Regions from separate parts of the Homo sapiens genome. Here all the other regions are linked to region 2. A link is a loop called in an ENCODE intact Hi-C map of the cell type or tissue named here. Cell type or tissue: gastrocnemius medialis. All regions are shown on one strand.

Region 1 (8,000 bases), 140 kb after region 2:
ACCCCCCTAACCCCTGCTGTTCCTGCATGAGGCTAGCCACCACACTGTTAGCCAGGACCCACCCGTGTGTGGGGTTCACGTGGTTCAGCCAAACTCGGGAAACAGCCACATGCAAACAGGACGCAGGAAAATCAGGGTTCGGCAGTAGCAGGTGAGGATGAGAGTGCTCATTTCCATATCATTTATCAGTGATGCCCTGGGGGATGGCCTCAGTCTCCCCAGCCTCCCTCAACTAGGCCTGTTAAGTCCACATCCCAGTGAGGGGATTTGGGGATCAAGAGAGTGCACCAATGGCCCTCTGAGGGGCTGCTTCCTGAGGCCACTCCTTGCTGTAGCAATCCCCTTCTGGGTGTGGGGCAGGCATCATGAGATGACGGAAGGTCTATGGTTACCCACAACCAGATGCACAGAGACCTGCCTAGCCCAGCACCACCTCTCCAAAGCTGACTCGGCAAAAGGACTGCAGAGCATCCCCTCCAGCACCACCCCCCACCCAGCCTTATACCACCAGGTGGGAGCTCCTGCCTGTGATGGGTGCACAGAGCATCAAGTTCACATCTTATTCAGTGGGCAGGCTCTAAGGTCAGCCCGTGATGTAAAAAACTGTAACTATTCGAAAACACTCTCTAAATTCCTTACATAGACACCACACTAGAGATTGGCATGCAGACCCTTGGTCCATCCAACACAGCTGGTTTGTTCTCCAGCTGTGAAACAGATCTCTATTTCTTCAATTGGGACGTGCATGAGGGGCACACACTCTCAGAGCTGCCATCTTGTGAGGAAGCTCTTGCTGCGTGGAGAGGCCACATATATGTGCTCCACCTGACAGCTTCCCTAAAGGGGTCCCAACCACCAGCCACCATCAACCACCAAATATCTGAGTGAACCAGCTTTCAGATGATTTCAGGCCCCACCCTTGAGCAGCTCCAGGCTTCAAATCTTCCAGGTGAGGCCCCAGACATGACAGAGCAGAGATAAATCATCCGCACTGTGGCTGTGTCTGAATTCCTGATCCACAGAATGGGCAGTAACATATTGCACTTTATGCCTAAGTGCAGTATTTATTGTGCATTAGGGCCAGATATTTGTGTGTATCCTTGAACATTTCAGTAATACTCAGATCGTCAAGAGGCTCCCACTAGAAGAAGCACACCAGAACCAAGACCGACAAAGGGAAAAAGCAAAATCAAATCACACGCATCATCGGGGCATTAACTTGGAGACCAGAGGCAAAGTCCTTGCCATTTAAATTATTTCTCTCATTTGTTCTACAGGAATGTGTATAGCTGAATTATTGTAGGTTAAACATATGAGTCATGGATTCCACCAGAGGAGCTGTATAAGGGGTTGGAGCTTGATAGATGATAAGCTGGTTTTTCTGGAAGGACATGCCAGGGTTTGTATGTGATTGTCCAATGCAGCCAACAGTGAACACACTCAGAGAGTGTCGGCCATCTTCCTTGGCAAACGTGAATGGCAGGCTCTGGGGACAGCCATGCTATGTCACACGATGGTACAGCCACAGCAATACCGCTCAGGATAGTCCACCGCATACACCTGGTGGTCAGTGCCATAGATGTAGTAGACATAAGTCTTTCCTTGGTACCAATAGTGAACTTCTGTGAGGGGGATCAGCTCAATGGTCTGGCGCTGAGGAAACAAATAGCCAAGGAAAATGTCAGTGTTCTGTTCAAGTCACTCACCTGCTCAGGAACTTTCAGTAGCTCCCTACTGTGTGTGGTATGAAAGGTCCTGCTCTGGAGTTGGCATTCAATATGGTTTGGCTCTGTGTTCCCACCCAAATCTCACCTTGAATTATAATAATCTTCATGTGACATAAGAGGACCTAGAGGGAGGTAATTGAATCGTGGGGGTGGGTTTTTCCCATACCATTCTCATGATAGTGAGTAAGTCTCACGAGATCTGATGGTTTTATAAAAGGCAGTTCTCCTGCACATGCTCTCTTCTTGCCTTGCCTGCTGCCATGTAAGATGTGCCTTTGCCATTCCTCTGCCTCCCGCCATGATTGTGAGGGCTCCCCAGCCATGGGAACTGTGAGTCCATGAAAACTCTTTCCTGTATAAATTACCCAGTCTCAGATATGTCTTCATTAGCAGCATGAGAACAGACTAACACAGCATTCTAAACCCTGCTACAATCTGCCTTCAATCTGCCTTTCTAGATGTATCTCCTACTGTGCTCCTTCACGCACCCTAAGCTCTGGCCAAAACCGACTTCTCATCTTTAGCTACCATTTGATTCTAGGTTTCACCAAGTGGGCACAGGCATCCCCAGGGGAGTTCCAGGGTGTACGGAAAGTCACCAACCAAGTAGGACAACTTCCAGAAGCATTAATTTTTAGATGGAGTGCTGGGGGGCAGTGGAGGATAAAGTCGGTTTAAACATGTGTGTATTAAAACAACCACAGAGGTATTAGGAAGCGGTTTCTAACATTTGAATCAAATTTTAAGATAAAACATTGACCCCGAAGACATTTGAAAGCTTAGTTGGCTGTGCCAGGCTATTTTCAGGATGGGGACCTCATTCCCTCCCACAGGGAGATGCTAAGTCCCTCATTCTCCAGCCCCTTCTCTGAGCAGTTACTCAATAACTTTCTGCAATATGAGGCCCTGAACAGAAAACAGCAGCCCACCTTGGGAGCAAACATTAGGCTCCCATCTGTACTGGCTTCTGGTGCTGTTTTGTTACTGGCAACTACACTTCGTAGTTGACATAAGAATGTTGCTCCTGATCATCTAAGCCAAGCTTTCTTGTGGACTTCCTGTGGGCCGGGCTCTGTGCAAAAACCCCTAAGTTCTTCTGCACAAGATGTTCCCCTGTCCCAGACTCAGATGTGGGGACCCAAACCCAGGGACAGGTGGCATGATTGGCCCAGGGTCAGGCCCTCTTTACTTGCAGGGAATTCTTCCTGTTGGGAAAAGAACCCCAAGTCCTCTTGCTGTAGTTGATAGCTTGAAGACCCTAGGGAAGAGGTAAACCAGGCCGGGTGGGGGGCTGAGGCTGAAGCCATCTGGCTGCTTCGACTTCTCTCTCCATTTCAGAAAAACTGCCCTGGCCATCCCTGGAGATCTGGGCAGTGGGGGTGTATTTTGAGAGGCAGGCCCCTGTTCTGTCAGAGGAGAGGCCAGGGGGCAGCATGACATTGCAGAAGGAAGAGGGGAATCAGAGTCAGGGCACAAAATTTCCACACAGCTTTCCATGTGATCTTGTGCTCCAGTTCTCTAGACCTCAGTTTCCTCATCTGTGAAATGGGAATAAAAACTCTTATTTCACAGAGTTGTTGAGACAACCAGATAAGACCCCGGTGACTGAGTTTTCTTCATATGCCAGAAACTGGAATCCAAATGACAATTTCGGAAATAAAAGTTGGAAGATGCCTCTTGAAATTTCAGTGCAAAGGACCCCAAATAGGGACTAAAGGGCACAAGGAGATGGGAGTCAATGTCAGTGCTCAGAAGGCCTGGACACTGAAGTCAGGACCACTCTTGTTTCCAGATTTTTCTATTAAGATCCAATGGAGAGCATGGCAATACCAGCCCCCCCACAACCCCCGCAATCCCCCTGCCTCTATCTGCTTCTGGCTCAAAAAGTCTCGAAGTTTGAGGCCACAAATTGCTCAAGACATCAATTGCCATCAAGTGGTCATCACGTAATTGGCTGTTTATCTGTCTGTGCAGCTGAGCCCCTGCAATAAGCAGATTCCAGGTCTCAGAGTCATGGCCATGGCTGGGAGATGGAATTTAGCCAGCTATGTCCTCATGGCTGGATTTCGGCTCTAACTTCTCCATCTTGAGTAAAATATTAGCATGAATCTTTGTTACAGCTCTAGGACCAAAGGCAAAATTAGAAAAAAGATTCAGAGAAGTGACCTCCACTCCCATTATACTCCTTTTTAAAGAAAAATGTGTATTTGCCCCCTGGTTTACCCTTCCTGGCTCCCGGAATGGCTGTATTGGCAGAGGCAGGGCCTCAGGAGACCTGAGTTCTAGTCCTGGACCTGCCACCAACAAACTGTGTGACTTAGGACAGGTAACTTCCCCTCCTTGGGCCTCAGTTTTCCCAGCTGCCAAAATATTGAAAAACTACAAGTTTTCATCTAAAAATCTGGACTTCAGACAGTCTGGAAACACTGGGTCTTGTGCCTACAGAAAGCTGAGTGTCGACAGGCCCCTTTGAATGACGCTCTGTCACCCTCCTTACTGCCTGGCCCTGGTAGGCATGTAAGTTTGCAGTGCCTGAACTGCATGATTTCTCAGCCCCCTTCCAGCTCCAAGATGATCCGTATTCATGTAGATAAAAATGCATCTTCTCTCTCCTACAAATCAGGGAGATGTGCAGACAGAGACAGAGAAGGGGAAATGCCCATTGCAAAGGACAGAAAGGGACATTTTGAGCACCGGGTGCCAAACACATTTCGAGGGTTTTGCTGCAAAACCCTCTGAGGTGCTTTAGTGTCTTTTTTCGCAGGTGAGAGACTGGCTTTGAAGGAGGGAAGTGGCTGGCCCAGGATCATGTTGGGATGCAGGAAACGCAGGATCTCAGCCCAGTCTGCAAGGTTCCTGTCCCGGCTGCTGTCCCACTTCATGCAGCTCCAGCAAAGCACATTATCAGGCCAACCTCCCACGTTAGGGTCCCCTGGCTGGCTGCAGCAGCAGCAGAAGGGGCTACTCAGGGCTGCTCCTGGGGATGTAGCAGCCACCACCGCCACCTTGTGGCCATCAGGATACAGCGGCCAAAACCACAGAGGCCAGGAGAAGACAGGGCTGGGGGTTGGGAAGTGCCAGGGGCCTCAGGGGCAAGACACTGGGCTCCAGCCAGGCCTGTGACGTTCAATCCCCACCTTTTTCTTCCCCTATCTGAACACCAGGGAGTCAGAATCAAAAATCCCATGACACCACATTCGTGCTTAAAACCCTGCAATCGCTTCTGGGAATAAAAATGCAAACTTCTCCTGCGACCCACGGTCCTTCCTGCCTCTGCGTCTTACTTGCCCTGCTCCATGCCCTGGGGCCTTAGGTCAGGCCCTACCCCTTCCCACACTCCTCCCCCGGGACCTCCCTCACCTCTACGTCCTCATCCTTCCGCTCCGACGTTCTCAGGAAAGAGGGCTCAGCAGCCCAGGAAGAGACGTCAGAGCCAGATGGCCCCTCCGCCCTGGCTCACCTGCTGCAGGACGCGGGCACGGGAGGCCAAGGCAGCGCTGTGCTCTGCAATGCCCCTCTGGGAGGCAAGAGAGATGTCTCGCAGAGGGAAGTCCACGATGGGGTACACCTGGGGGAAAGAGAGAGAGACACAGACCACCTGGCTGCCGCACCTGGAGCCTTGGAAGTCACTGGGGCTGACTAGAGCCAGAGCCAGAGCCAGACAGAGAAGGGGGCTGAGAGAGGGACCCACGGTGTGGTCTCAGGAATTTCAAAAACAGGAAAACAGGGGGCCTGCAGTCAGAGAGAGAACGCTATCACCTGCAGCCCACTGGATACCCCAGCTGCGTGCCTCCTGTGTGCCGGGCACCGCGCTAGGTGCAGGACAAGGCAGTGACCATGGCTGGTGTGGTCCCCGTCAGTGTGGACTCGTGGGGTCTGTACACGTGTAGCGGGAAAGGAACTCAGATTCATTTCTCATGTACACATTCAAACCGCCCTCTAAGGGTCAGGCACTGTCTGTGAGCTGAGGATACAAAATGAACCACAAATAAGCCCAGGCGCTTGCACTCAACCTACAGAAAGTCCGGGCACTGGGGCATCTCCTCGGTCCCCAAAGCCCCCAGATCCCCTTCTGCCAGGCTTGAAAGCCTTCCACATATTAAGGGCAAGCATAGCCCTCCCCTGGGGCTCCCTGTTCTGCCCCTCATTGTGGAACTGTGGCTCCTTCCTCCACCCTCCTCCTAAGTGTCCACCTGGGCCCAGTGCTGCTGTGGACGCTGAGGGTGAGACGGTGGTCAGAGCTCAGCACCAGGCAGGGTCAGCTCACAGAGCTGCCAGCAGCCAGTGACGCCTAGGGATGGTCCTCAGTCTGAGCTGAGCCCAGGGGGAAATCCCTAACTCAAATGGAAGAGTGGGGTGCAGGGCTTCTGGTGGGGGGATGCCTGAGGTGAGCCTTTAAAAAGCCAAATTACTGGAGCAAAGAAAGGAGGCTGACACACCTCCCTATAGTTTGAGGACCCCCATCAGAAGTCCCATTGAAGCCAATCTCTCTGCCAAGGCCAACGGCAGAGTGAGAAAACCTTTTCTGCTAAGAACCAAATAGTAAATACTTCAGGCTTTCAGACTATGTAGTCTGTCATTATCCAGCTCTGTCCCACCATCAGGAAAGCGGCCATAGACAACCTGTCAGAAAATGCGTGGGGCTGTGTTCCAATAAAGCTTTATCGACAAAGGCAGGCAGTGGGCTGGGTGTGCCAACTCCTGGCCCGCAGGACCCTCTCCTCTGGCTGAAGGTACCTCTCACTTCTGAGCTCCTAGCTCTGCCCTGCTCACTGCCCTCTGCCAGTCCTCAAGGCCTCTGCCCCACTGTCCCCTCGCTCCCACGCCACAAGGTCCACTCCCCAATTGCCCTGCATCCAGGTCTGTGCCCAAGGTCACTTCCACAAAGAGGCTTTCCCACCTCCAGCTGGAACGACACTGCCACCCCTCCCTGCCCCTTACCCTGCTTGAATGTTTCTCAGTGCCCCTTCACCATCTGACATTGCTATAAAAGGGTCCATCATAGTCCCCTCACCAGACTGTAAGCTCTATGAGGGCAGGGTCCTTGTTTTATTTGCCATGGTCTACCCAGGGCCAAGAATAGTGCCTGATATAGGAGGAGGGTCTCAAGATTTGTGGAAGGAAGGAGGGGATGAGGAAGAAAGGGAAGGAGGGGATGAGGAAGGAAGGAAAAGAGCGAGGAAGAAGGGAGGGAGGGAAAGAGAGAAAGAGAGTATTAGGAAGGAAGAACGGCATGGTGGGTGGGGAAGGACAGAGGGCTGAGTGTGTAAAAGTCAAAAGGAAACTGACAGCCCCCAGGCTCCCCACAGCCTTATCCATGTCTGGGGAGCTCTGCTCCTACACAACCTGTCCTTCCAAGGAATGCAGCCTGCACACACAGCTAGCAGCCCCAGGCCCACGAGAGCAGAGGAGGAACCCAGCTTCCTTTGTTCCCATCTACAATGCCCTCTTACCACCGAGTTTTCATCCTTAAAGAGGTTTTCTCCTTTGGCTTTAGCAAGGAGCTCCCTGGGGCAGTTGAGCCGGTGCTCAGACACAAACTCAAACAAGCTGTTCTTCCTGGAGGGAAGGAGGATGAGGGATGAAAGCACACAGTGTGGCAGGTTAAAAGCATGGCCTTTGCAATCAGACAGACCTGGGGTTGAGGGCTTGAATTGCTACTGGAGGGACCTTGCAACAGTTCTGTAGCCTCTCTGAGCCTCAGTCTCCTCACCTGTAAAATGAAGCTAGTAAGGAGAGTGACAGTTCAGCTCCATTACCTCATTTCATCTTTGCCTACAAAGCACTTAGCAAGGTGCCTGAGACAGGAGAAACCTTTAATGCACGGAAGCCCTGACTGACTTAGGGACGTAGCAGGATGCTATGGCTCTATTCCTACGGGAAGGGCTCAGTTGTGGAGCGGCTGCTGCCCTAGAAAGTGGTGATGGCAGAATTTGGACTGAGGTCTGTCTGTTCTAAAGCCAGTCAGCATCCCACAACCCCACACTGCCTCTTCCAAGGGAATTCTCCCCCTTCTAAGTCCTGGCAGGTTCTTGCACTGTGAAAGCCCCAACCAACCACAGTTTCTCTGCAGAAGCCAGTCCAGGGCTAAGTCCCTCAGCCACCCCCGCATGCCACAGCATTGAGACACTGCCACATACCACATGATGACAAGCTGGATGAAGTGCAACAGCTTCTTCTCCCCCTTGCAGGTGGCGCAGGTCTTGTTCCCTCTCCCTGAGCAAGTGCTGCATCTGAGAAAGGCACAGAGTCCGTACCCCCAGATCAGTTGCA
Region 2 (8,000 bases):
AAGGAACTTGGTCAAGGTCCCCAGAGCCAGTAAAAGGCATTAAACTCAAGTCTATCTGACATCTACGAGCACCACCTGCCCAGTGTGCCTGAAGCATTGTAGGTGCTCAATAAATGTTTGTTGAATGAACAAAAAAATGAGAGCCGTCATGATGAGCATTCTTTTTTTTTTTTTTTTTTTTTTTTTGAGACGGAGTCTCGCTCTGTCGCCCAGGCCGGACTGCGGACTGCAGTGGCGCAATCTCGGCTCACTGCAAGCTCCGCTTCCCGGGTTCACGCCATTCTCCTGCCTCAGCCTCCCGAGTAGCTGGGACTACAGGCGCCCGCCACCGCGCCCGGCTAATTTTTTGTATTTTTAGTAGAGACGGGGTTTCACCTTGTTAGCCAGGATGGTCTCGATCTCCTGACCTCATGATCCACCCGCCTCGGCCTCCCAAAGTGCTGGGATTACAGGCGTGAGCCACCGCGCCCGGCCATGATGAGCATTCTTAATTTTCCCTTCTGCCATGCTTAATCAATGGCTCCCTGGAAACCACTGCATTCAGGAAATGATAGCCAAGTATCATGGCAATTGACAATCAAGGAAGAATTTTAAAGAAGCTATTAGGTTGGTGCAAAAGTAATTGTGGTTTTTGCCATTACTAAAACGCAATTACTTTTGCACCAACCTAATAGGACTGTCTTTGTTCACCCCAGGCCTCCCAAACCCCAAATCAAGTAAGATACTTGGAGCTGCCAGTCAAGACCCAATTATCCAAGACTGTGGAGACCATGCTGTGGACTGGCCAGATGGATTGGAGGCTGGTGGGGACCATTCCCTCCCCCAGCACACTAGCCACTTTGAAACCTAATGACAAGAAGAGTTAAAAAGTTGGGGACAGGTGCTCTGAGATTTACTGGGAGAAAATACAGCACAGATGTACAGATGAAGAAACTAAGCCCAAAGACGTAGGGACCATTTCAATGCTCTCCAGCCCATTGGTGCTATGGCAGGGAAAAGCATCAGCCCTCGCATTGCGGGTCCATAGACGTCTCAGTAGGAAGATAGCATGGACCAGGTATTTAGGATATACACCAAATCAGACAGGCCTGGGAGGAATGCTGGCCCTCCATGTATGGCTACATGATCATGACCAAGTCATTTAACTCTAGGACATTCAGTTTCCCCACTGAGAAAATATAGCTATTAATTCTCTTTTTGGATTAGTAACAAGAACATATGAATAACTCCTATAAAAAAGTCACTAAGTGTATTAGTCTGTTCTCATGCTGCTAATAAAGACATACTCAAGACTGGGTAATTTATAAAGGAAAGAGGTTTAATGGACTCACATTCCACATGGCTGGGGAGGCCTAACTATCATGGCAGGAGGCAAAGGAAGAGCAAAGGTGCGTCTTACATGGTGGCAGGCAAGAGGTCATGTGCAGGGGAACTTCCTTTATAAAACCATCAGATCTCATGAGACTTATTCATTATCATGAGAACAGCACAGAAAAACCTGCCCCCGTGATTCAATTACCTTCCACTAGGTCCCTTGCATGACACATGGGGATTATAGGAGCTAGAATTCAAGATGAGATTTGGGCAGGGACATAGCCAAACCATATCACTAAGTAAAGCACAACTAAAGTAATAGGAAAATGTGGGCAAAAGAAAGGAACAGATAATTCACAAAAGAGGAAACATAGAGCCAAATATATATATATGAGTTGTTCAAAATCTTTAATGATCAAGGAAATGCAAATCAATACCACAATTTTTTTAATGTTCATTAGTTTGGAAAAAAATTTAAAACTGACAATTCCAAACATTGGACTGACTATAATCTATATATTTCCATAAGCATGTAAATTGGTGCAACCACTTTGGAAAATCAAGATACACAAGAATGTTCAAGGCCACACTGTTAACAAGAGCAACAGTCTGGTGATAACACAAAAGCCCATTCGAGGAAGAATGAATGAATAAACTGTGGGATATTCCCACAGTAGAATATTTAAGAGCATATGGCAGATACTTAGAACATAGTAAGAGTCGAAATGGATAAACTACAGAGAAATGCAACAACACAGATGGGTCTCAGCAATGTATTAAGTAAAGACAACAAGTCCCTAAAATTACCTAAAGTGTGATCACCTTTTATATAAATTTTAAAACAACTAGAATGGAATAGACACATGTATTTATGAGTATGTATAGGTGAAATAAAGTTATATAAAAAGGAAAGGTGGGGGTGACGGACATGAGACTCAGGACAATAGTATGATGGGGGGGCAGGGATGAGATGAGGGAAGAGCCCTACACTTTACAGGTAAGTTATTGTCAAAGTCTGAGATTTTGTTTTAAATTTGAGGTCATGAGTATTCATTACATGATTCAAATATGAAATTTTTAGTATGTGTATAAACCAAGAATCCTTAATTAATTAATCCTTAATTTAATTTTGTGAAGCAGAGGACCAGTGACGACAATTCCTTCTTGGTCAGGATGCTGTGCGGATGCAGAATGAACAGCCCAGCTCTTACAGAACTCCACAGCACACAGCAGGCCCACAGTAATAGGGCGGTGGTTGTTATGTGTATATGTGGCTCAAAAACAGCTTGAAGTAGGCTAAAGAAAATAAAATCATTTCACTCCAACCCCCTCTGCCTTGTGGCTTCACTGATTTTAAGAATAAATACAACCTTTCCATTCTTGAGGGGCCCATGCTTTTAAAAATTGCCTAGCTCTTGTCTGATAGATAAGACCTACTCACTTCCAAATCTCAGCAGATTTGTTTTGAACAGCGAGCTCTTTAAGGTACTGGGATGTCTCGCACTATCCTTTGCTTCATAAGGAGCTCTCACAGTTTGATCTCTGGCCCTGTCCTTTTGAACCATTTCACTTGGTCTGGACCTCAGGTTAAAAGAAAAACTGGCTTTCCACAGAGAGTGAGGGTACCTTGTTGACACGGCTCTTCTACCTGGCCATAAGTTAGAGTTTTTTTTTTTCTTTTTCTTTCCTCCTGTGCAACACAAGGAACAGAGAAGTCATTTAAGCCATATGAATTCTTGCAGGTTCAAAAAGCAAGTTGCCAGCCTTAAAAACATGTCTCTGTTTCCTTTGGCTAATCTGCAAATCCAGTAATATTTTCAGATAAGAAGGTAAACAGAGGATGGAGGAGATTAAGGAGGCCTATCTTGGGCTAGTATCTTTATAGAGCGACCAGGAGAAACAATGTTACTGAAGCCTTTCCTTTTCAGGGAAAAGAATAGTAGCCAAGCCCATAATAGCCTCAAAACCTGGGAGGGTGATTGTATTAGTCTGTTCTCACATTGCTTTGAAGAAATACCCGAGACTGGGTAATTTATAAAGAAAAGAGGTTTAATTGTCTCACAGTTCCGCATGGCTAGGAGGCCTCAGGAAACTTACAATCAGGCAGAAGGCACATCTTTGCAAGGTGGCAGGAGAGAGAATGAGAGCCAAGCAAAGGGGAAGGCTCTTTATAAAACCATCAGATCTCTGAGAATTCACTCACTATCACATGAACAGCATAGGAATAACCACCGTGCCATGATCCAATTACCTCCCACCAGGTCCCTCCCATGACACGTGGAGATTATGGGAACTACAATTCAAGATGAGATTTGGGTGGGAACACAGTCAAACCATATCAGTGATAGAGGGAGGTACTTCTCTCTGCACCTTCAAGACAAACAGGAACGCAGTGAATAGGGTGCCAGACATACTTGCACCAGATCTCAACCTCAAGGCTTAGAGACACGGAACAGTGTCAAAAAAGAAATTGGTAGTCTACAGTCAGAGCTCTAGGATGAAATGAGCTGCCTGGAGAGGGAGCAAGTTCCTCATTTAAAAAAAAATCCATTATCTTTCAGTAAGTCCTTATTTGCAAGGATGCTGAGAAACAGTCTCAAGATGTTAGAACCAGATCAAAGGTTTTAACCTAGGGCTTGAATTTGGGGAGGTAAGGGGGATGAATTATCAGAAACTGAAGGTGAAAGTTTGCATAGATTGAATGAGGATTCACATCTTCTATAATATTCTCAAAGAAGTGTGTGTTCCTAAGAAAGACAGTGAATCAATAGTATAAACAATCCTTAAGGTTGCTTCGCCCACCAAATCCCAAGACCTGGAATCATTTATGTCTTTGAATTCAGGCTGAGGTAAGTAGATATTTTGTAGGCTTAATTTAAATATGTACCTAACTAGAAAGTAGGCTCCACGAAGACAAGGATTTTTATGTTCCCTTCATTGCTCCATCACCAGGCTCTAGAACAGTGATTGACACATACTAGGTACTTGGAAAATATTTGTTGTTGAGTGGATGAATTGACCCTAGCTGAAGCCTGCATTTCTCTTGCTTAGTGTGACCCACAGACAAATTATACCCCATATGGCTGGCAGTGGAGGTGGCTGGACCTTAGCAAACACTCATCTTTGGACTTTATCTGCACCAAGTCAAGGAGTATCCCACATAATGCTACTGACAACGACATCTGCAATCGATTGTCAGTGCCTGATTATTTCATCTAATGGAGCAACTCTGAAATGTCACCCTACCCCCTACAGCAAAACAACCCTTCCCAGTCTAGAAAGGAAGGTGTTAACTGTGGCCCTGGACACCGGATTTATAAAAGGCATCCGCTGTTCCTGACTTCCAACCCTCCCATGTTGTTGATATTGAAACCTAATTGTGTTGATGTTGGTCTCCAAGGTAAACAAAGCTTTACAGGGGAAATGTTTGGACTTAGAGATTCCTGTTTGCTCCAAGTATGGATTAATGGCCAGAATAATGAACATTTTCATTCATTTCCTTTTAAAGTGCTCCTGCTAATGTAGCTAAGTGGACAGCTCAAAACAGTTCCTATTGGCCAATTATCAAAAACAGTTTCTGGAATATGACCAATGCTTCCCACACTTGTGGAATTTTCACTTAGAGAAAATCCCAAGACTTGTACCTTTATGAAGGCCCCAAGATCCTGAGGGTAGAGCAAGAAAAAAGGGGAAGTACAAGAAGGGAAAAGAGAGAGGAAAGAGAGGGATGGACATCAATTGCTGACGTGAGTGCTTATTACATGCCTGGTACAAAGTTAAGTTTTTCAAATATACGACCTCATTAAATCCTTTCGACTGCCCTAAATGAAATGTTTTCTTTTCCCTATTTTGCAGATAAGAAAACTAAGGCCCAGAGACAGTTCAAGGTCACACAGTTGAAGTATGACCATGCTGGGATTTGATGCGAAAGCCTGTGCTCTTATCCACTAGGTTGCACTGCCTCTCAAATCTTGTTCCTCTCTCTCCTTACCATATGTAGTTTTCCCCATAGTGTGAGGATGGTTTCTGAATTCAATTGTGAGTCCTCTGGCCTGGAGAGAAGACATAATGCATATATGAAACAAGTAACTAATGGTGGTAGCAGATGGTAAAGGCTGGAGATGGAAGTAGAGGTTGGTGGGTAGACCAATGAACTTGGACCTTCTCTGGAGGGCAATGGGGGCCCAGGCAGGGTTGGAAGTAGGGGAGGAGCATGGCCAGGACTGTGTGTTAGAAACAGCATGCTGATGGTGGTGTGCAGCCCACATGGGGTCCTGAACAAGACAGACACCACTGGGCTGAGGAAGTCGTCTAGCCCATGAGTGGCACTTGTGGAAGGACTGAGCCTGGCAAACCTCAGCCTCGTAACCCAGTCTGGGAAGCCAGCCTCTGTTGGGTTTGGCAAGGAGACATGTATGAGCTCAGCAGGAGGGAATGCAGAGTGTCACTGGTTTAGAGAGGAAAACGATCTGCTGAACCAAGACCACAGCTGGGCCATCCTACAAAAGGGCTTGGCAATGTGTCCAGAGCTGCCTTTGTTTTCAAACACATGTAGTATCACATCCACACTGGAGGAAGCCTCAACCTTGGCACTCAGGGGCTTACAGCTCTGAAAACAATTCCTAGGAATCTTGCTCCTCCAGGTGTGGTCCAGAGACCAACAGCATGAGCATCACCTGGGAGCTCATCAGAAATGCAGAATCTCAGGCTCCACCCAGAACCTGCATTTTAAAAAGTTTCCCAGGTAATTATTTTAAAATTGAGAATCACTGTCCCAACATAGTGAATCAGAATCTCTGGAGCTACATTTCTCAAATCTGCATAATTTCTAAGTTCACCAGATGAATTAGACACATACTAAAGTTTGGTCACCAGGCCAGGAAACCTTCGAAATGTCCTAAGAATGTCAACATTGCAGCATCTAAACTACGTTCTTCATAGGCCTCCCATACCCAGGAGTGTCACAAAAATTCCCTGTGAGCAGGCATGGGCAATATTATGATTTGACCTGCAATGTATCAACTTCTAAAAAAGGCATTGTAACAGCTTATACACAGAACAGGTGGTCAGCTAAGGAGCATAATAGAATGTGTTCTAATGAAACTCCACAACCTGCCACCCACTGAGCATGTCTCTCCATATCTGGAGGAGTTCAGAGCCTAAAACCCCACCACTGGCTTAAACTGTGCTTCTTTTTAAAAATTACAAGCTTTTTTTTTCTTGAATAAACACACACACACACACACACACACACACACACACACACACTTACACTCAGATTAAGTTTTTGATGACTTTTCAGAGCCCGCTTTTCCTAGTGGCAATTTATTAGCAAGTATTTTCAGTCTACCTCCAAAGAATATCTTGGATGTTCCAGCTCTCCACACATCCACTGCCACATCTTGTCTCATCTGCATGCCTGCAAGAACCTCCCAGCTGATCTCTCCACCTCTACTCCTGCCTTTTCTGGTCTCTACTCCACAAAGAGCTCCAAGTGCCCATTGGAAGACATAAATCAGACCATGTCATACCCCAGCCTGAGGCTAAGATCTGCCTGTATCAATGTCCTTCAGCTGCTTTAACAAATAATTACCACAAACAGTTGATGGCTTAAAACAACAGAAACAACTTATCTCCTGTTTCTGAAGGCTGGAAGTCCAAAATCCACATCACTGGGCTAAAATGAACACGTCAGCACAACTGTGCTCCTGGCTCTAGGGGAGAATCCATTCTTTGCTACTTCCAACTTCTAGAAGTTGCCAGCATTCCTTGGCTTGTGGTTGTATCACTCCAATCTCTGTCCCATGTTCACATTGCTTTGTCCTCTTCTGTCTGTGTTGACTCTCCCTCACCTCCCTTTTATAGGAACACCTGTGATTACATTCAGAGCCCACCTGGATAATCTTCCCATCTCAAGATCCTTAACATAATCGCATCTGCAAAGTCTGGTTTTGTAATATCAGATAACATTTACACGTCCCAGGGATTAGGATCTGGATACCTTTCGGAAACCATTATTTAGCCTGCCACGTTGCCTTTCCATTACACACAATAAAATCCTAAGTCTACTGTGGCCCATAATGTCCTACTGATATGGCCCTGACCCACCACTCAGGCCCCATTTTCTTCCACTTTTCTCCTCTCCCAGCCCACCCCGCCGGTCTACTTTCAGGTCTTCAAGTATGTTCCTACCCCCACAGCCTTTGTTTTTGCAGTTCCTTTTGCTTGGAATGTAATCTTGGCCTAATGTGCTGAGTGAATGAATAGCTTATTCCCACAAGCTCAGAAAAGACAATGGCAAAACTAGAAGGAGCAGCACGGCTTGAGACTAACTTTGCCTGCTTTTCAATTTGACCTAGAGAGTTTTCTGGTTAAAGATGTTTTTACCCCCTCTTTTTTTCAATTACCAAATATCCCAAAATAGCCACAGTTCTTAGTTATCTGTGGGCTCTCTAGAAGGGAGTCACTTTAGACAATTGTAGCCATCTGAACTGGATACTAATGGAAATCATGTCACATGGAACCATCTCCAGGTTTCTTGTTCTTGTACAAACAAGGCAGTCTGAGAAAGTCCAATAGATTGGCATTCCAATCTATTTTGACTTCCAGCAAGAATTTTGATGAGGCTGCTTCTTCTAGTGCTTGATGAATGCTCATTGTTGACTTTGGGCAATTTTACAAAAGCC
Region 3 (8,000 bases), 130 kb after region 2:
CCAAATGGATCTGGCTGCCCAAGAAGTCTCTGAGAGGAGGCTGTGGTGCCCTCTGAATTCATGTGAGGCAGATGCTGATATGTTCATCCACGTGAACTCAACTTACAGTTTTCGCTCTAAGTGGGTTGGCACCAACACACCATCGACCTGCCAAAACTCTCCTATGTTCTTTGGACTCAAGCCCAGGGTCATCACATCACTTTCCAGGGAGTGGTGGAATTGGCCCCAGAGGGCAGAAACATCTGGAAAGTAGAAAGTAGGCACATATTACTCTTGGAACCCTCACGCACACCGTGCGCTCACTAATCGGCATGGGGTCACCTTTAAGACCAATGGAAGTGAAACCCGGAAGCAAGGCAAGGCCTGGGGGAGGGGCTGGGATCTGGAGTGGAGCCAATGCCTGGAAGCAAGCCCCTACTAAACTCCATGCATTGAGACACACACTGTCCTAGGGGACTGGCAGGAGAAATGTTTTTAGCACACTAAGTCCTCACTTAACGTCTTTGATAGGATCTCTGAAACTGAGATTTTCAGCAAAACAACATGTAACAAAACCAGTTTGACCATGGGCTAATTGATATAAACAAGAGTTAAGTTCCTATGGCATAATTCTGGTCACAAAATCATTCCCAACTTCTAAAGAAAGACCCAAAACACTCTAATAGCAAACACTGAAATAAATGTAGGATACACATATATCTAATAAATATTAATAAAAACAAGTAAGAATTATTTACTAAACTTTTGGTGAATCAGTGAGTGAGTTAAATCAAGGAATAAATATATGCAAAGCAAACATTGTCAGAAGCACCTCCTACCACCACTCAGTTCAAACACCAACAGTCACAAATACGGTGGCTTGCTCAGCGCTTTCGTACCAAATTGTTTATTGTTGTGCATTTGTAGGATTATTGTGGACTTTATGAATTATTATTTTATAATAATTCATGCTCATTCATTTATTCATTTTCCAACTTGCTTACTCCAGGTCAGGGTCGTGGGTGGCTAGAGCCGGTCCCTGTAGCTCAGGGCACAAGGTGGGAACCCACCCTGGCCAGGACACCATCCTACCTTGGGACACACTCACTCACACACCCACACAGACTCAAACTGGGACAACTGAGGGCGCCCATTCACCTGCAGCATATCTTTGGGATGTGGGATGAGACTGGGGTACCCAGAGAAAACCTGCGCAGACACAGGGGAACGTACAAACTCCATACACACACAGTGGCCCCAACCGGGAATGGATTTTTTTTTCATCAACATTACAACAAAACAGTGTTGAACAAAATGACCATATTTGAGGGCCTGCTGTACCAATTTCCTGGAAAGCAAGTCATCAATATTTATCAGGACTCTGAAAAATGTTCATGTTTTCTATCATGCTGTAATTCCACTTTTAGGACTCTAAATGAAGGAAATAATTGTACGTGAACACAAATATGTAAGTACAGGGTTTGTATACATTAGTTACATACATATATAAGTATGTATCATTAACTATAATAGCAAAAAATTAAAAATTAGAGACCAAAAAAGTAAATGCCACTATTATGGGAATGATTACGAGTTGGTTATATAAACAAATTATGGCAATCTATGTGACAAAATAAGGAAGTTCTAAAAATCACGTTTACAAAGAATGCTTACTCATAATGCTAAGAAAAAAATGTAGAAAACAAAGTTATAAGAAGGGAATGACTGCAGCTATATTGAAGAAAAAAGCCTGGAAGGAAATATGGTAAATATGAGTTGTGTCTAAGTGGTAAGATTCTGGGTGATTTTTACTTTATGCCATATTTTTAAAATATTTTGTAATGAATCTGAATTACTTTTGTAATCAGAAAAACAGAGAAACATCTTTTCAATCTCAGCACCCCAGAACCCTCCTAGCTGACTTGCCTAGACATGGCCTATAAACACTCGGGCTCAGCATCTGATCTCGGACCAAGGCATGTTTTTACGTTTCTATGGCTTTCTCAATGCTGCTGTCTACTTGACCTGTGACCTTGAACCTCTTATAACCTCAGTTTCCACATCAGCAAAATGGTCACATCAGCAGTTCTCAATCTCCTACCTTCTGTGTCTTCAGATCCTAGTTGTTCCCAGTCTCAGTTAATGAAAGACCTCTCCATAATGGCCTAAGGGGCCCTAGCCTGGGTGAGCTCCTGGGACTGCTCTGATATTTTTTTTTCACACTGAAGTATGTAGATTTTTGTTGTTGTTGTTGTTTATATACTTTAAGTTCTATGGTGCATGTGTACAACGTGCAGGTTTGTTACATATGTATACATGTGCTGTGTTGGTTTGCTGCACCCATTAATTCTTCATTTACATTAGGTATTTCTCCTAATGCTATCCCTCCCCCACTCAGCCTCGAAGTTTGGAGTTGCAAACGGGAATGGCTTCAAGGGGCAGCCAGGCTGCTGGGATATTCCCAGACAGCTCCCAAATGTGTTTGCTTTAACCTACAAGCCAACTCTTCCCTAGTGTGAACTTGCTGCTCAGCCGCTCACCCAGGACCCAGAACGCATGTCCTAGACTGGCTTCCATGAGAAAAGCACTCATCCCAAGTGGGTCTGTCAGAGTCCTAGCAGGAAACAGCCATCTCACTCAAACCAGGATTATTTGGGGGTGTGTTCAATGGAGGGAAATTTTGTCAAGGTATGGGCAAGGCTTATAGAAACCCCAAGGGATTATGTGACTCCCTAGAGCTATTAACAGCAGGGGCCAAGGAAGGAGCAGCTTCAGGAACCAGGAGACAGAGAAGGCTGTGGAGAAAGGCCGCTCCATCACGGCTGAGGTCTTCTGTCGAGAGACCCAACCAGCCCAAGGCAATGCAGCAGTTGGGGGATAGGGAAACTAGTATCCCCAGCCTCACTTTTCTCCCTCCCAGGCTTAAATGAAAGCTCCTTGTTGGCCAAAGCCAAGTAAAGCCCCCAACTTAGGCAGTTTGGGCAGCTACAGAAGAATACCATAGACTAGGTGCCTTATAAACAACAGAAATTTATTTCTCCCAGTCCGGAAGCTGGAAGTCCGAGATCAAGGTGCTGGCAGATCTGGTGTCTAGGAAGGGCCTGCTTCCTGGTTTGCAGATGGTCACCTTCTTGTTGTATCCCCAAGTGATGGAGAGTAGAGAGCAAGATCAAACCCTTGCATCTCTTCTTATAAGGGCACTAATCCCGTTCATGAAGGCTCCATGCTCATGACCTGATTACTCCCCAAAGTAAAGTGCATTCATATTCAGGGTTAGGATTTCAACCTACGAATATTGGTGGGACACATTCAGGGTATTGTGCTCCCCATTGGCCAAACCCTCAAAAAAGCCAGAGGGCAAGGAGGTCCATGCAGGACAGCCTCCCAGGGCCCAGTCTAGAGTGGAGAGGGGTCCGGAGAGGATCCAGAGAAGCAAAAAGAAAAGATTCATCCACCAAGCATTTGAGGATTTCTCAACAGTTTCCCCTGACAACGTGGGCAGGTCCATGTCACCCTGCACCCAAGATCTCCCTTGAAAGTTCTCCACCCGGCACATGGGCATGGGCATTCCCCAGGCCCTTCTCTGCAGTGCTGGCTTTCTCTCTCTCTCCTGCCACTCCTTCACACAGTGGTCAGTTTGCCCAATCCAATCACTCCCTTCCCGATGTCAAACTTATCTCTCCTTAATTATGCAGAGTAATTTAGAGAGCATCCTGCCCCCTGTGCCAGAGGATCACCACAGTGTCTCTTCCCGGCCAGACAGTGCTCTCCCGAGAGGCAATCTAGCACGTAGCTTTCTCATCTCATCTCACATTTTTGGCATTCACATTGCACGACTCAAACTGATTATTAGCTGCCAAACCTTGTTTGAGGAGTGTTGCAAAAATAATTTTCCCTAATTGATCTGGATAAACATGTGTCTGTCAATATAAATCCCATCTCTTCATGGATGGTTTGCTGCATCTGCAGCTATCTGCTTCAGGGCAAAACTAAAGAGGATTTTCTGCAGCTGTAAGGGGCAGCCGCTGAGTGGATCCTTCTTTGAGAAAACTTTCTCTGAGCCAAGCTGGAGGAATGAGAAGAATAACCAGATGCTTCGAGCCAGGAAGATTGTCATGTTTGTAAAATCAGATTGGATTTGTTCCCCTGCAAGAATTTGGACTCCCTGTGCCCACCAATGACCACAGAGCCAACGCCACCTGCCCATTGCTGCCCAATGGGCAGACCACACTGGCTTCTGCAGCCCGGGCTGTCCTCATTCACTCTCTTTTTCTCAGGGGAGAGTCTGCACTCTGTACCACCTGGAGAGAGTATGTCCCTTAGAAATAACAGGCATCTTGTCTTCCTCAACAGCCTCCCTGACTGTGAGGCAGGGCGATCAGCAGTGGCTGCTGGGGGCACCAGGAAGGAAGGAAAGTTGGGAGCCTGAGTGTCCTGCCCAGTTTCAGAAAGAACTCAGTCCAGTCTAGACAGAGAATCTCCATTCCAGCCCTTGCATCCTCAGAGGAAACCCTCCAGCCTGGTTTCTTATCAGGTTCACATGTGACATTAAACAGGTCCAAGCTTGCAGTCTTACAAGGAAAGTGGTTGGCTGGGGACACCCGGTGTCCAGTGTGTGCATAAACACTGCCCTGGGTGTTGGTGGTTTTGCTGCCAGGATTCCCCTCCGCTTCTGGAAATGGCACCTGAATTTTCCTGCGGGAAGCGGGGTTTGCCCTCTCCTCAACCAGGATGGGTTTTGATGGGGCAGTTCCCATCCCCTGGACCTGGGCCTGGATAATCAGCTTATTTCAGCACAGGGCCATAGAGACTGGTGTTAGGCTGGCTCAAGCCAGGGTGTTTGGCCCAAGGAGTCTCAGTCCTGGGGCCTTTTGTAGAGCAACCAGGAAAGTCATGAGCTCTTGGCTGCAGGAATGCTGAGAAAGTCATAGCCAGCCTGAAACTAAGGGTGTACCTCTTGCCATTAGCAGGATAGGGAAACGTAGGAGACAGGTAGAAAGAAACATGTTCAACAACATTGCCTGAACCTCTGGGAACACCCCAGCCCAGAGCCAGAACTACACCAGACTTGTCGGTTCTGTGTGCCAGTAAACTGCTTCACCCAGCGTGGGTTGGGTTTCCGTTACTTTCGACCAAGTGTCCTAATGCCCACGTGTACATCTATGTTTTCCTTCTGCTGTTTCACTATTTGTTGGTGGGGTCAGTGACATCTATCTGTCCTCTGTACCCCTACACACCTCCCTCTGTCTGCCTCTGAATGGTCCCGCCCGTCTAGAGCCAGCTGTGTGTTGGGAGGCGAGATCTCAGGCTCAGCCATACCATGTACAGGTGACTGCCTGCTGGCAGGTCTGACATGAGAGTGTGGAAGTGGGGCTCAGAGGCTGCAGGGTCCAGTGCTGGGAGACGCACTCAGAAGGTTCACACCGAGACTGTGCAGTGAAAGGGAGGCAGCGATGGGTTCTAAGGCATGGCAAGTTCACCAGGAGGCACCGATTACAAGACGGGGTGGAGGCCACAGTGAGAGGCTGGCCCTTATGCACAGTTGGGACTGCCAGGGTGGCCAGGGAGGTGAAGACGGAGAAGGACGAAGCCTGCTCTGTGGAGGCACTGGGTGCTTCTTGGCATACCCCAAGCCTCCTCTGGATTTAAAGGGACTCTTTCTTTGATTCCATACTGGAGAACCAGAAGACAGAAGACCCTGGTCCGGCCCAACCTGCTGCATGGCTTTGGGCAGGATGCTCAACCTCTTTGAACCTCAGGTTTCTCATCTTTGAAATGGGTTTCAAAAGAGACGGGCCTCAAAGGACTCCTAAAAGTACGAAACTGAAACGATAGGTGGAATAGAATTGTGTAAACAGGCAGTGTCTCAGTCTGTCTGGGCTTTGATATTGAAGTACTATAGACTGGGTGGCTCATAAACCACAGAAATTCATTTCTCACCGTTCTGAAGGCTGGAAGTCCGAGATCAGAGTGCCAGCATGGTTGAGTTCTGGTGAGGACCCTCTTCCAGGTTGCAGATGGCTGACTTCTCCTGTATCCTCTCCTGGTGGAAAGAGCTAGCTCTCTGGCCTCTTCTTAGGAAAGTTGTTACTAATCCCATTCATAAGAGCTCCACTCTAGTGACTTAATCACCTCCGACAGGCCCCACGTCCTAATGCCATCACCTTGGAGACATGACTGCTGGGAGGACACTTTCAGACCCTAGCAGGCAGTTAGTAGCTGGTGTGGTTTAATAGGCTGTGTTCCTCCATAAGAGAAAGATGGTTCAAAAAAGGCTTTAATGCCTTATCCTTTAGTAAGAATTCACGGTTGTTAGGAGAAAGGATGTAGGATTTTCAGACCAAACGTTTTGAATTTCAATTACGCCTTTCATACTTCCTCTTTTGGAAACGTGGAACAAGACATTTTGCTTTTTTTATATCCATCTGTTTCAACATTTTTCAAATGAGAAAAGGAATCCCAGCTTTCCTCCACATCTGGGGTGGGGATTAAATGAGGGAGAAAGAACTTTGTAATAACAACAAAAATATAAAGTACCCCTTAATGAGCACTTACTTTGTGCGAGGAATTATTTCATTTATGCATCTAAGTCCCACAATGACTCCACACTGTAAAAGTAACAGTAATAATGACAATATGTGACATTGGACTTAGCCGGGCCTGGTGGCACACACCTGTCATCCCAGCTACTTGGGAGGCTGAGGCAGGAGGATTGCTTGAGTCCAGGAGTTTGAGGCTACAGTGAGCCCTGTCGTGCCATTGCACTACAGCCTGGACAAAAGTGAAATCCTATCTCAAAAAAATGAATTAGTAGTAATAATAATTATTGAGTATTTAGTATGTGATATGGTTTTTGGCTGTGTCCCCACCCAAATCTCACCTTGAATAGTAATAGTCCCTACATGTCAAGGGTGGGGTCAGGTGGAGATAATTGAAACATGAGGGCAGCTTCCCCACACTCTTTTTCGTGGTAGTGAATAAGTCTCACGAGATCTGATGGTTTTATAAATGGGAGTTCCCCTAACACATGCCCTCTTACCTGCTGCCATGTAAGACATGTCTTGCTTCCCCTTTGCCTTCTGCCATGATTGTGAGGCCTCCCCAGCCATGTGGAACTGTGAGTTAATTAAACCTCTTTCCTTTATAAATTACGCAGTCTCCGGTATGTCTTTACTAGCCGAGTGAGAACAGATTAATACAGTATGTGCCGGGCTGTGTTCTAAGAGCCTTCCGTTAATTACGTATCTCTAGTCCTCACAACAGGTCTGGGAGGAGTAGGTACTCTTAATACGATCATTTTGCAGATGAGCAGACTAAGTTCGCAGAGATTGATGAGATGGTCTCAGGGCTAGGGTGGGGCTTAGCTAAGATTTATTCAAAGGCAAAAGTTGTTTTACAATTAATCATATACATGTTGTGTGTGTGTATGTACTACATACACCATATCTTGCATAATATGCATTGTAAGTAATTCTAGTCGCACAATGACTGGTAGAGGGGAGGCTCACCCAGGGCTCTACTGGTCACCTTGCCCTGAGCAATGATCACATGCAGGAAGCTGTGGATAGGACCCTTACTTGCCTTCCAAACTGAAGATGTTTCTACTCTCAGGTGTGGCTAAAGAGGTTACCTGGGACCAGTATGAGGAAACTGCCCCCTTGATTCCATTATCTCCACCTGGCCCCACACTTGACACATGGGGATTATTATAATTCAAGGTGAGATATGGGTGGGGACAGAGCCAAACCATATCACATACCAAGTACTCAGTAATTGTTATTACTATTAATTCTTTTTTTTTTTTGAGATAAGGTTTCACTCTGTTGTCCAGGCGGAAGTGCAATGGCACAATTACCAATTACTTGCAAAGAGGCCAAGCTGGCCTCGGCAACAAAGCAACCTGGGCCCACAACTCCTACTGAAGAAGAACAACCCACTTTCACCCAGCAGCTGCTGTGCTGGGACCTCCCAGCTGCAGCCCCAGGCGGCCAAGCTGCTCTCCTTACCCAGCCTCCTCTGAC

What was found. Peaks named below come from ENCODE experiments on the same cell type or tissue, not always from the same donor. Only the 100,000 strongest peaks of a DNase experiment are listed, where the experiment ranks them.
Region 1: a loop joins it to region 2, with 8 times the contacts of the local background. A loop is called at or near these places in 8 of 110 quality-filtered maps.
Region 3: a loop joins it to region 2, with 5 times the contacts of the local background. A loop is called at or near these places in 21 of 110 quality-filtered maps.

The regions. Positions count from the first base shown.
Region 1 is chr3:8,618,362-8,626,361 of GRCh38, forward strand. SSUH2 (ssu-2 homolog) reads right to left here. Exons shown (of 12, transcript NM_001256748.3): 9 at 7,868-7,960; 10 at 7,181-7,286; 11 at 5,188-5,295; 12 at 1,025-1,653. The coding sequence ends at 1,507. Among named protein-coding and RNA genes, the nearest start is that of SSUH2, 22 kb to the right of the region's middle. RefSeq lists an enhancer at 4,489-5,109 and silencers at 4,542-4,836, 4,926-5,305. In gastrocnemius medialis, CTCF peaks have their summits at 4,740 (motif pointing left) and 4,940; DNase peaks (open chromatin) are centred at 3,730 and 4,737; H3K27ac peaks cover 270 bases.
Region 2 is chr3:8,477,752-8,485,751 of GRCh38, forward strand. The region is part of intron 3 of LMCD1-AS1 (LMCD1 antisense RNA 1); the gene reads right to left. Among named protein-coding and RNA genes, the nearest start is that of LMCD1-AS1, 20 kb to the right of the region's middle. RefSeq lists an enhancer at 5,632-5,926. In gastrocnemius medialis, a CTCF peak has its summit at 3,800 (motif pointing right); a DNase peak (open chromatin) is centred at 5,740; H3K27ac peaks cover 4,573 bases.
Region 3 is chr3:8,603,138-8,611,137 of GRCh38, forward strand. LOC107986009 (a long non-coding RNA gene) reads right to left here. Exons shown (of 5, transcript XR_001740420.3): 3 at 5,920-6,455; 4 at 107-242. Among named protein-coding and RNA genes, the nearest start is that of LINC00312, 35 kb to the left of the region's middle. RefSeq lists an enhancer at 7,541-8,000. In gastrocnemius medialis, CTCF peaks have their summits at 4,593 and 4,792; a DNase peak (open chromatin) is centred at 4,574; H3K27ac peaks cover 1,220 bases.